Linked DNA regions of Homo sapiens: regions 2 and 3 are each linked to region 1. Evidence: chromatin contacts called from ENCODE Hi-C or POLR2A ChIA-PET data. All regions are on one chromosome and are shown on one strand. The core of a region is the stretch at or near the end of the contact, and the rest is flanking DNA. Distances in the headings are between cores, read along the strand shown. Region 1 holds the start of SYNJ2BP (synaptojanin 2 binding protein). Region 2 has its middle 21 kb from the start of ADAM20. Region 3 holds the start of TTC9-DT (TTC9 divergent transcript).

The links. Hi-C counts contacts between places; a loop is a spot of excess contacts on that map. ChIA-PET counts read pairs that join two places held with the same protein, here RNA polymerase II (POLR2A). Pooled maps may share reads with other maps.
Region 2: a loop to region 1 is called in a pooled map, with 2.1 times the contacts of the local background. The contact joins the enhancer-like site here to the promoter of SYNJ2BP in region 1. A Hi-C loop is called at or near these places in 2 of 168 maps with a recorded cell type or tissue (PC-3 and mammary epithelial cell), 1 of 37 single-sample maps with no recorded cell type and 7 of 50 pooled maps. POLR2A ChIA-PET finds 5 or more read pairs at or near these places in 1 of 52 experiments (activated CD4-positive, alpha-beta T cell).
Region 3: a loop to region 1 is called in a pooled map, with 2.7 times the contacts of the local background. The contact joins the promoter of TTC9-DT here to the promoter of SYNJ2BP in region 1. A Hi-C loop is called at or near these places in 2 of 50 pooled maps. POLR2A ChIA-PET finds 5 or more read pairs at or near these places in 2 of 52 experiments (H1 and activated naive CD8-positive, alpha-beta T cell).

Annotation. Positions count from the first base shown.
Region 1 is chr14:70,414,981-70,418,905 of GRCh38, reverse strand. SYNJ2BP (synaptojanin 2 binding protein) reads left to right here and starts at 1,816. Exons shown (of 4, transcript NM_018373.3): 1 at 1,816-2,006. The coding sequence starts at 1,943. SYNJ2BP-COX16 (SYNJ2BP-COX16 readthrough) reads left to right here and starts at 1,816. Exons shown (of 5, transcript NM_001202549.2): 1 at 1,816-2,006. The coding sequence starts at 1,943. It overlaps LOC124903339 (a long non-coding RNA gene), which reads right to left and starts at 1,821. Exons shown (of 2, transcript XR_007064237.1): 1 at 1,718-1,821. RefSeq lists enhancers at 1,741-1,850, 830-2,029, 1,961-2,040.
Region 2 is chr14:70,553,767-70,557,433 of GRCh38, reverse strand. It overlaps a transcript of ADAM20 not described here and the pseudogene LOC100420563. Among named protein-coding and RNA genes, the nearest start is that of ADAM20, 21 kb to the right of the region's middle. Within about 2 kb of position 1,478, at least 2 of the 41 ENCODE cell types and tissues checked have a DNase peak (open chromatin) inside an H3K27ac peak, as active enhancers do.
Region 3 is chr14:70,639,391-70,643,115 of GRCh38, reverse strand. TTC9-DT (TTC9 divergent transcript) reads left to right here and starts at 1,818. Exons shown (of 3, transcript NR_110071.1): 1 at 1,818-2,108. It overlaps TTC9 (tetratricopeptide repeat domain 9), which reads right to left and starts at 1,200. Exons shown (of 3, transcript NM_015351.2): 1 at 581-1,200. The coding sequence starts at 986. RefSeq lists silencers at 646-715, 736-925, 1,146-1,295 and enhancers at 1,766-2,025, 2,126-2,305.

The DNA of each region.
Region 1 (3,925 bases), core at 567-3,066:
GAGATGGGGTTTCACCATGTTGGCCAGGCTGCTCTGGAACTCCTGACCTCAAGTGATCTGCCCACCTTGGCCTCCCAAAGTGCTGGGATTACAGGTGTGAGCCACCCCGCCCAGCCCCCAATGTCATTTATTTATATTACACATTTTTTTAATTTATCATTCTCTGCCTTTTATAATGATCATTTTATTCACTCATCCAACCAACATATGAAGAGCTACTATCAATCCCATTTTAAGATGGGGAAACAGAGTTCAGAGATGTTGGATTCCTTGCTCAAAGACAGACAAGTTTAAGGGAATGGAATGGAAACTTGAGCCCAAGTTGTAAGTCATAATCTGTGTTATTTCCACTATCCCATCTTTTTTTTTTGAGACAAAGTTTCGCTCTTGTTGCCCAGGCTGGAGTGCAATGGTGCAATCTCGGCTCACTGCAACCTCCGCCTCCCGGGTTCAAGCGATTCTTCTGCCTCAGCCCCCCGAGTAGCTGGGATTATAGGTACCTGCAACCACACCGAGCTAATTTTTTGTATATTTAGTGGAGACAGGGTTTCACCATGTTGACCAGGCTGGTCTTGAACTTCTGACCTCAGGTGATCCACCCGCCTCGGCCTCCCAAAGTGCTGGGATTACAGGCGTGAGCCACTGTGCTCAGCCTCCACTATTCCATCTTAACTTCTCTCAGAGTGAGCAAATAAGAGGTCTTCCTGCCGAATCTGCCCCTATCTCCTTCTGTTTGGTAAACATAGTAGCTGCTGCTTTGGTTTTTTACTCTAAATTTAAATGTCTTTACATTGGCCTTGCACTTTCTAGTCCTCTAAGATCCCCACCAATCCCTGTGGTCTAACTCCAGGTTGCTTCACAAGGTTGTCACCTTCCTGGCTCTTTAGGCTTTTGTGTTTTTGACCCCTGAAGTTTCATTCAAGTTCAGTTTGGAATGTCTCATTCCAAAAGTCAGGAAGACTGGCCTAAAGTTATACCTAAGCCATGCGTTAACCTTATTGTAAGAGTTAAAACATTAAAAAGATTGAATTTTCCCAGTTGCCAAAAGAATGAGACATTCCCCCACCCCCCTTTCTTAAAACATTTTCTTGAGCAAATTGTAATTATAATCCGTGTGTAGTGTGTGTGTGTGTGTGTATCTTTTTAAAAGCTAAATAAGCCTCTTGTCAGATAAAACCCAGGAATTGTTTTCGTCAGGTCCCGGGAGCCAACTCCTTGAAATTTAAGTATCAAGGTAGACAGTGCCCCTATGTTCCAGGCTCGCGGGAGTTACCCGAAGCGCCTTGCTCCAAGCCGTAAGTACCTGTTTGTCACAGAGATAACGTTTTATTTTTCCTTTGGATAAAGGCAATTAACCAACACAGGCGGCCACTCCAACGGTGAACTACCAAAAATTGAATACCAAACCATGTTAACTCGTCTTACATGAGAAGATGCGTGTGCTTTGGCTACATAAAATGTGAGATTTTTGTCTCTCTTTGCAATCTCATTAGTGGATTGCCTGTAACACCCATTCCGGTCTGGTTCGATGCTTACAGAATAATACACCTTTTTTTTCTTTTCTACATTTGTGGAGATTTTCTAGGATGGCAGGAGATTTTTTTAAAATTTTTTTTCTCGACAATATCAATTTATTTAGGTCCCTTACTTTTACTAGCCACCCCCTTCCCACTTGCTTCCAATGGCAAATTAGAATGGTAACTTGCCCCTTGCTCACCTCATGCTTGGCTTTGGGAACCGGTGAGAAACTGCAATCCATTGGCGGTAGGAACCACGATTCCCAGCATTCCCAGTGCTCCGAGTCCTTCGGGCTTCCTTTTCCGGGTCTCGAGGCTGCTGAAACCGAAACCGCTGTGCTGTGGGCGCAGCGCCGAGATTGATTCACCTTCACCTGTGCTGCACTCCAGCTGACCCAAGTAGGAAGCCAGACGAGCTGTAAAACATGAACGGAAGAGTGGATTATTTGGTCACTGAGGAAGAGATCAATCTTACCAGAGGGCCCTCAGGTATGTGCGGAAAGGGTCATATCTGACAGTAGGGGATTAGAGGGTGTAATTGCAGACACCTCTGCTGCTGAGCCGGATTCACCTGGCCTCGGGGCGGGCAGGCCACAACCTAGAGGTTTCGTGCAACGCTTCGGGGTGCTTAGAGAAAATATATTGAAATCCATCATTAGCCAGATACGGGTCTGAGGAATCCACCTCAAAATCCAGTTGGATGAACACAAATATATATAGTCAAGAAGGGGTTCTTTGTGCAAATCGTGCTAGAAAAGCCTTTTTAAAAGCCTGCTTTTTTAGCCTGCTTATCGTGGATACCACATCCTTCTTTCCGTTGCCTGTTCTATCCCTCCCCCTATGAGGGACCGTTTAGTAAAATGGGAGCATAAACGGTGTGGACTCTGAATGCATAGCCGTTTTCCTGCAGCTAGGATCCCTCCCTCGCTCCTTTGATTTCTGGGAACTTCATTTACAATGTCAACTAGAATGTTAAAGCAGGAAGAGCCCTTAGAAATCTTTTATTACACAGGTTCCCAAACTTGGTTCCGCCACAAAATTACCCAGGGCTTTAAAAAAAAAAAAAAAAAAGAAAATAAAAAGTTAAATCTTATCTCCCATCTGCAGGGATTTGGATTTAATACAGATTTATTTTATTTATTTATTTATTTTTTATGAACACCTCATGTGATTTTGAGCAGCCAAACTGCTATCCTCTTCCCCCACTGTGGCTCTTCATTAAACCGGGCTCTTGACATTACTACATTCTGCCTGCTTTCGACTTTGTTTACTTTCCTTTACAACTATTTAGTTGATCAATTAAGAGCTCTTTAGCTTTGGAATTACAGTATCTGGGTCTAAATCTTGTATCTAACCTCTTACTGATTCTTGATACTTATTGGCTAACTTAACTGATGTAAGCCTTAGTTTATCATCTCTAAAATGGGGATGGTTATAAATATACTTCATAGTGTTGTGAGAATGAAATGAGTTAATCCATGTAAAATGTTTACAACATTGCTTGACCTATGGTAAACAGTATGTGTTTCCTACTATTGTTACTGTTAATGGATAAATAGCTAAACTGACACAGTAAATCCTACTAATACTGTATTCCAAGAGTCTCTAATAAATCATCAAGTACTCTGAGCTCCATCTCTGAAATGTTCCTGAAATTCTTTCACTCCTGTTTCCCTTGCCACTACCTAGGACAGTCCATCACCTTTTCTCATCTGCAGTTCTGCAGTAGCTTAATCATGGATAGATTATTCTTTATAAAATATAACTTTCAGAATTATCCATACTTTGTGTCTTCTTTTCTTTTCTTTCTTTCTTTTTCTTTTCTTTTTTTTTTTTTTGAGACAGGGTCTCACTCTGTTGCCCAGGCTAGAGTGCAGTGGCACGATCTCAGCCCACTGCAGCCTCTCCCTCTTAGGCTCAAGCAATCCTCCCACCTCAGCCTCCTGAGTAACCGATACCATGGGTGTGCACTGCCACGCCCGGCTAATTTTTTTGTATTTTTGGTAGAGACGATGTTTCACTACGTTGCCCAGGCTGGTCTCATTTAAACTCCTGAGTTTAAATGATCCACCCACCTCTGCCTCCCAAAGTGCTGGGATTACGGGTGTGAGCCACTGTGCCCTGCCTTCCTTTCTATTATTAAAAATTGGAAGTTGGTTTTACTTATCGGAATATAACTCATCACTAATACCATTATTAATATTTTTTTTTTTTTAGAGACGAGGTCTCACTTTGTTGCCCAGGCTGGTCTTGAACTCCTGAACTCAGGCAGTCCTCCTGCCTTGGCCTTCCAAAGTGCTGGGATTACAGTCATGAGCCATCATGCCTGGCCTATCACTAATCTTAATGGATTAGTGTCATGCTCCATATGTGCGCCTAAACTTTTGTCAAAGGCTCATTTGGTATGC
Region 2 (3,667 bases), core at 229-2,728, 140 kb before region 1:
GGAAGGAGACTACCCCATAGAGCTGAACCACTGTTTGAGCTTCTTCCATAGCCGGTAAACTCACAGTAGGTAGGGTCCACCCATATAAACCGTGGCAATCTTATGACATTTCTCCAATTTGCAGTCATATATAGAATAATTGACATAGCTCCTTCTCATATATATCTTTTCTAGACCACACAAAGTGCCGTCTTTTACTTGCCCAATATCAACTGTATCCCTTCCAAAGTAATAGTTCCCCAACACCTGGGACCATTAACTGATTTTTTAATTATAGCATTATGTTGTTTTACCTTGGAAATTGTTTATATGTTTTCACAGTGCACTCTCACACAAATTATTTGACGAAGGGCATCTTTTGTATATTAAACCTTCCATGCCACAGGGACTGAAATGATCTCCTTGTATATTAATTTTTATGGCAGCTCAGAGAGGCATTCCTTGCTGTCTGGCCAAAAATATATCAACATCGTTTATTGTGACTGTTGCATATTTTATGATAGGAGTAGACACTGTAGACCACAAAGTGTCCTATCTGATACACAGGGATCCTCAGGGCACCACCTCGCACTTTCTTTTTGTTTTTTGAGGTATACTCCCATGTATACCTAAATCCATGCATACTTAAGTCCTGTAGTTGGCCCTGCAGAACCTGTGTATACGAAAAGTTGGTTTTCCATATATGTGGGTTTCACATTCTGTGAATACTGTATTTTCTGCATCTGCGTTTGCAGAGGGCCGACTGTATTTATTGAAAAAATCGCACATGAGTGGGCCTGTACAGTTCAAATCCACGTTATTCAAGCGTCAACTGTATTTCCTCTTTTGTTAAGCCAATTTCATGGCGACAATTGAATCCTATCTTATCTGGTGTTCGAACATATGTGGTAAAATGCCTTATGGGCTCGATTTCATAAGTTTGCTTGGTTATCTGTATCTGTGCATCCCTCCATAGTTTTCCAAAGGGGTGCTGAGAACTCCCAGAGACTCGGGGCTGGGGGCTCCATATAACCGTGATAGTAGCAGTCATCTTGGACAAAGGGCTTTTCCTCGTGGGGAGCGTACTGCTCCGTGCAGGTGAACACTAGGAGGTGCCTGGAAAGGAAGAGCCTTTTAGGCCTTAAACCAATGATGTGGGTATGGCGCCGGCAGGTGCAGGCCATTAAGACAGCCCTCAGACTTGTTGAAGGCCCCACTTCGCCTGGGAAAATTCTGGGGAATCACCACTTGGGCGGGGCAGAGCGCCAGTAGGGCCTGGTTTGTGCGCCGCTGGCAGGGACCAGGAGCGTCTCCCGAACAGCAGGAGAGCGTCCTGCTGCAGCCTTCCGGCTGCACATGTTTCAGGCAGCTGCCTTCTGGAAAGACTTGGTTGGTGACTGCTAGGAAAGTGGGCGTTGGAGACTAGAGTCGGAAAATGCTCTTCGGAGGAGGGAGCCCTGCCTCGTGGGTTTGTTGGCCGCCACCGCATCCGGGGAGTGGTTTCTCGTCCTTGGTCCGTTAAAAGGAACTGTTGCAGGTAAGGCTGGGATTCTAGGGAGAGGAAGCTGGCAGGAGAGAGGTTTAACGGAGAAAGTAGATGGTGAAAACAAGAGGGAATTGAACCAGAAACTAAGTGGTTTGAAAGGGAGAAGTAAGAGGGTGCAGAGGGACGAGTAGAGACAGCAGAAAAAGTTGCACTGAGGTGATGGAAATTAAAGTAAATTCAGAAGAGAGAAACGTAGGGAATCTTGGCCACACTGTAAGAGGCTATGGAAAATTATAGCCAAGGCTGGTTCACGCCTTAATGTCTGTCGTGAAAAAAAGAAGGTAAAACTAAATTTTCAATAAGTTGTTTCCACAGAGAACTGATAAAGGTTTGCTAAATCTAGCTGCTGGCTGTCCGTAAAAGGGATTTAATGCAAGAGTTTCCCAAGAAAGACTAAGAGGGTGTTCGTATATTTTCACCAAATTCCTGCAGTAAATAGTGTGCATGTTATAGAAAATTCTCTAAACAGTGTGATTTTTCACCTTTTTTTAAAAAATTGACAGTTAAAATTGTATATATTTAAGGTATACAACTTGATGATTTGATATACACTTGCCTTATGAAGTAATCACCACAGTCAAGCTAATTAATATATCTACATCTCACACAGTTATCATTTCATTTCTTTTCTTTTTTTTGTGGTGCGAACACATCAGATCTACCTGCTTAGTAAATTTCAAGTATAAAATACAATACTGTTAACGATAGTCATATTGTTTGTTGTACATTGCATTTCCAGAACTTATTCACTTTCGTTACTGAAACTGAGGCAGGTAAATAGGGTCCGAAGGCCAGGAACATAAGGGCGATTCACACTTCAGCTATAACTGGAAATATTCTCTCCATCGGGCGTACACCGTAAATGACTTCGTAACTTCACTTCATCCTCTCCATTTACATAGGGCATACCCGAAGCAACCAATGGAATATTCTAGCGGGTATTTAAACTCCTAAAAATTCTGTCACGACGCCTTTGAGCCCCCATGCTCGGGCCCTCTCCCACACTGTGAAGTGTACTTTCATTTTCAATAAATCCCTTCGTTCCTTCCTTGCTCTGTTTGTACGTTTTGTCCAATTTTTTCAAGATGCCAAGAACCTGGACACCCTCAACTCTTAACAAAACTTTGTACTCCTTGACCAATGTCTTCCCATTTCCTCCTACCCCTAGCTCCTAGCAACCACTATTCTATTCTCTGCTTCTGTGAGTCTATTTTAGATTCCACTTATAAGAGATCAAGCAGTATTTGTTTTTCTGCATCTGGCTTATTTCATTTAGCATGATGTCCTCCAGGTTTATCTGTGTTGTTGTAAATGGCAGGATATTCTTCTTTGTTAAGGCTGAATAATATTCCCGTGTGTGTGTGTGTCTGTGTGTGTGTGTGTCTATCACAATTTCTTTATCCATTCATCTGTCGACAGACATTTAGATTGTTTCCATATCTTAGCTATGTGAATAATGCTGCAGTGAACATGAGAGTGCAGTTATCTCTTTGAGATCCTGATTTCAGTTCCTTTGGATATATATTTATAAGTGGAGTTGTTAATTGTTCTAGTTAGTAGGTAGTTCTATTTTTAATTTTTTAAGGAATCTCCATACTTTTTTCCATAATGGCCATGCCAATTTACATTCCCACCAACAGCGTACAAGGGCTCCATTTCTCCACATCCACACCAACATTTGTTATCTTATATTTTCCTGATAGCAGCCATTCTATAAGGTATTTTATTTTATTTGTGGCTATTGTAAATGGGATTACTTTTTTATTTCATTTTCAGATTGTTCACTGTTATCATATAGAAATGCTACCAATTTTTGTACCCTGCAATTTTACTAAATTTATCAGTTCTAATAGTTTTTTGGTGGAGTCTTTAGGTTTTCCGAATATAAGGTAATATCATCAGTCAACAATAATCATTTGACTTCTTCCTTTCCAGTTTGGATGCCCTTTACTTCTTTCTCTTGTCTGATTGCTCTAGCTAGGACTTCCAATACAATGTTGAATAACAGTGGTGACAGTGGGCATCCTTGTCGTGTTCCAGACCTTCAAGGAAAGGCTTTCAGTTTTTCCCCATTCATGATGCTAGCTGTGGGTCTGTCATATATGGTGGCTTTTTTTATGTTGAGGTATGTTCCTTTTATAC
Region 3 (3,725 bases), core at 569-3,068, 220 kb before region 1:
GAGCTCAGAGAGAAGAAAGTGGCATTCTGGAATCCATTTTGCTCAAGATGCTGAAGGCATGGTGTCAAACTCCCCTTTGCTACTGGGGCCAAAAAACTTGGGGAAGATCTTACCTACAGGGATGCGGTTAGTTGGGGAAAAGGCGAGGACCAATCCTGGTGCTCATGCTACCTAAGGAGAGCAGACAGGTGCGTGGCCTCCCTTGGGACCCACCCGCAGGAAAAAGCTGGGCTAGCGGTGGCTGCGGGGGCCCACCCCGGGCGCTGCTTCCGCATTTTGGACCCAGGTCCACTGGTGAGCAGTAGCAGCAGCAGCCATAGCCAGGCCAGCTGGGTCCCCTTCCAGTCATTTCTAGGTGAGATTTACGATGTATGCTAGCGAAGGGACAAGAGATGATTATGGCCTTTGAAAGGCATAATCCTGAAAGTCACACTTTTTCCAAAGCGCCTCCCTCCCGGGTTCTCCCCAGAGCAACACAGTCACAGCAGGAGAATCTGCACCGCGGGAGCGCCGCAGTGGTCCGCGGAGGGACCGGGCCGAAGAACGGGGACCGCGGCGCGGGGGGCGCGGCGCGGCTCACCTGCCAGGCTGTTGTAACAGTCGATCTCGATGGCTTCCACCGTCTTGCTCTGCTCCTCCGAGAGGCGGCCGGGCTTCAGGGCCCCAGCCGGGGAGGCCGGGCGCGAGTCCCGCTCCCGTTCCCCGGGGGGCGGCAGCAGCCCCTTCAGCTCCAGCAACGCCCGGTGGTATTTGCCTATGGCTTCACGGAATTTCTTGTCCTTGTAGCACTGCGCCCCTTGGCTTTTGAACTCGTGCGCTCGTCGGATGAGCTCGGCCGGCTCGGCCGCCGCCCCGACCTGGCCCCTCGCTGGGGCTCCTCCGCCGCCGCCCGGGACGCACAGCGGCGGCGGTGGCCGCTGCCCCTCTCCGGCCGCGGGCGGGCTCGGGTTCCCCTTGGCCCCGGCCGCCGAGCCCTTTCTCTCCATTCGGCCGCCGCCCCGGCGCCTGGTGCGCGCCGCGATCTGCCCGCCGCCGCCGCCGCCGCCGCGCCTTCCCGGGTTTAAAAGCCGCGGGCGCCGGCCCCGCGCCTCGCAGGCTTCGTGGCGGCCGTGACACCCCGCGGCGGTCTGGCGCCCCGCACTCCCATTCTCCCCGCTGCTGCCAGAGGCTGCTCCAGCCGCCGCCGCCGCCGCCTCGGACGCCGGCCCCTCCCCCGCCTCCCGGCTCCGCGCCGCCCGCTCCCGCCCTCCTCCCTCCGCAACCTGCGGGTGGCGGGGGCCGGTGCTCGCGGGCCCGGGACTAGCGCTGCGGGGGGACCGTGGCCCCGAGTGGGGTGGCGGGGATGGTCGCTGACCCGGAAGAAGCTTGGCTTGCCCGAAGGAGGGGAGGATTAATGACAAAGACGGCCCCGCTCTTTCCCATTCAATCCCGCTCTGCGAGGCGCGCCTAGTCTGAAAGGAGGTGGGGGGAGGGGGGTAGGTGTAGGGGAAGGGGAGTGTGTGTGTGTGCGTGTGTGTGTGTGTGTGTGCGTGCGTGTAGGGATGGGGGGCGGCGGCGACGAAATGCGTGCAGAAATAGATTTCTTAACTACAAGAAAAGGTGCGGCAGGGAACAAGGGGCGCAGGCGCAAGCCGTAGCTGCTAGTTCTTTGCAGTAAGGTGTTAGTATTTTTTAAGGGGGCAGGGCCTCCTTTTTGTGGATCCAGGTTGTCGCTGAGGTGTGTCTCGGTGTGTGTGGTCGCCGGGGCGTCCAGAACGCGACGGGCGGTACAGCGTGTGGGGCGCCGTATTCTGGGAGCCTGTGTATGCGTGTGCTGTGTGCGCGCAGCTGTGCAGGATGAATCACAGACATCAGAGATGGAGAACACCTGTTACTGTGGGTCATCGGCTTGGCGTGCGTCCGGTCTAGTTTCCATTTACAGGACAGTTCTGTGCCCTTCCTCAGGAGGTCCCATTCCTTCCTTCTTTTGGTCGGTTCTGAGTGTCAGCTGTCTACTGGGGATCTGCTAAGGCTAAGAGGCAAAGATAGGCAAGTCACTCCCCTGACCTCAAGAAACTCCCAGTCTACAGGCGAAGATACACCACCCACCGGTAGAGTCGCTGGACCAGGTACAGATGGTGCCTGTCATTGGGGAGGAACGAAAAGTGCTGTGCAGCCCTGAGGGGGGGAGGGAGAGGTAGCTTTTTGAGTAGTGGTAGATCAGGAGGCTTTATGGAGGAAATAGCATTTGAGGACCTTGAAGGCTGGGTAGGATTTGGCATGAAGAAGTAGAAGGAAGTGGCATAGCCGGAGTGAGGAAATCCAGCGGAAGTCCTGATGTTTGAAATCTCAGGTGTGTTTAGGGCATAGTGGTTTGATTTTATAGCCTAATGAGAAGTAGTGGGAAATGACGGGGTTGGATTATGGGGGCTTTTGGATGAAGAGTTTGGATTTGATTTTGGAGTCAATGGAGAAGCCTGACATATTTTTTAGTGCCCTCCCTTCCTTAATGTTAAGAAAAAGAAAGATTCTAGAGCACCGGTTGTCAGAGTGCTGGCCCCAGACCTGCAGTGTCAGCATCACCTGGGAAACAGTTAGAAATGCAAATCCTAGGATCCTACTCCAGACTTAAGAAATCAGAAACTCTGAGGGTGGGTCTCAGTTAACCAGTATATTGGTTCAGATATGCTGCTTTAAAACCTTCCTACTCAAAATGTAGACCTTGGGCCAATATCATCAGCATCACAGGAGAACCTATCAGAAATGCAGAATCTGAAAATCCCACACCTACTAACCCAGAAGCTGCATTTTAACGAGCATACTGGGTGATTTGTTTACCTATTAAAGTGTGAGAAACACTGCTGTAGAGACTTTGGAAAATACAGTAAAGTATAAAGAACCCCCCAGTCTACACCCAGTTGTATTCTTTGTTAATATTTTGATGTAATTCCTACCAGTTGTTTCCTAGGCATCTATATTTGTAAAAAGTGCTCTTTTAGCCAACATAAGTGGTATGGAACAATATACACAATTCATTTACTGTTTGTTGTTGTTGTTGTTGTTTTCTTTTCTTTTTTATTTTTGAGTCAGGGTCTTTCTCTGTCACCCAGGCTGCAGTGCAGTGGCATGATAATTGCTCACTGCAGCCTCAAACTCCTGGGCTCAAGGGATCCTCTCACCTCTTACTTTAGCCTCCTGAGAAGTTGCAACTATAGGTGCACACCACTACCCCTGGTTAATTATTTTTTTTGTAGAGACAGGGTCTTGCAATGTTCCCCAGGCTTGCTTCCTGTGCTTTTTACTTTACATTATATGTAATTAAATATTCTTTTAAAGCCTAATTTTTAATATTCTGTACAATATTCCATTGTAAGTGGCCGGGTGCAGTGGCTCACGCCTGTAATCTCAGCACTTTGGGAGGCGGAGGTGGGTGGATTACCTGAGACTAGAAGTTCAAGACCAGCCTGGCTAACATGGTGAAACCCCATCTGTACTAAAAATACAAAAACCAGCTGGGCATGGTGGTGGCTGCCTGTAATCCCAGCTACTTGGGAGGCTGAGCAGGAGAAACGCTTGAACCCGGGAGGCAGAGGTTGCAGTGAGCCAAGAGCGTGCCATTGCACTCTAGCATGGGCCGCAGCGGGAGACTCTATCTCAAAAAAAAAAAAAAAAAAAAAAATTCCACTGTAAGTGTACCATAGTGTACTTAAGCATTCTTCTATAGTCAGAAAGATTTTGCTATTATA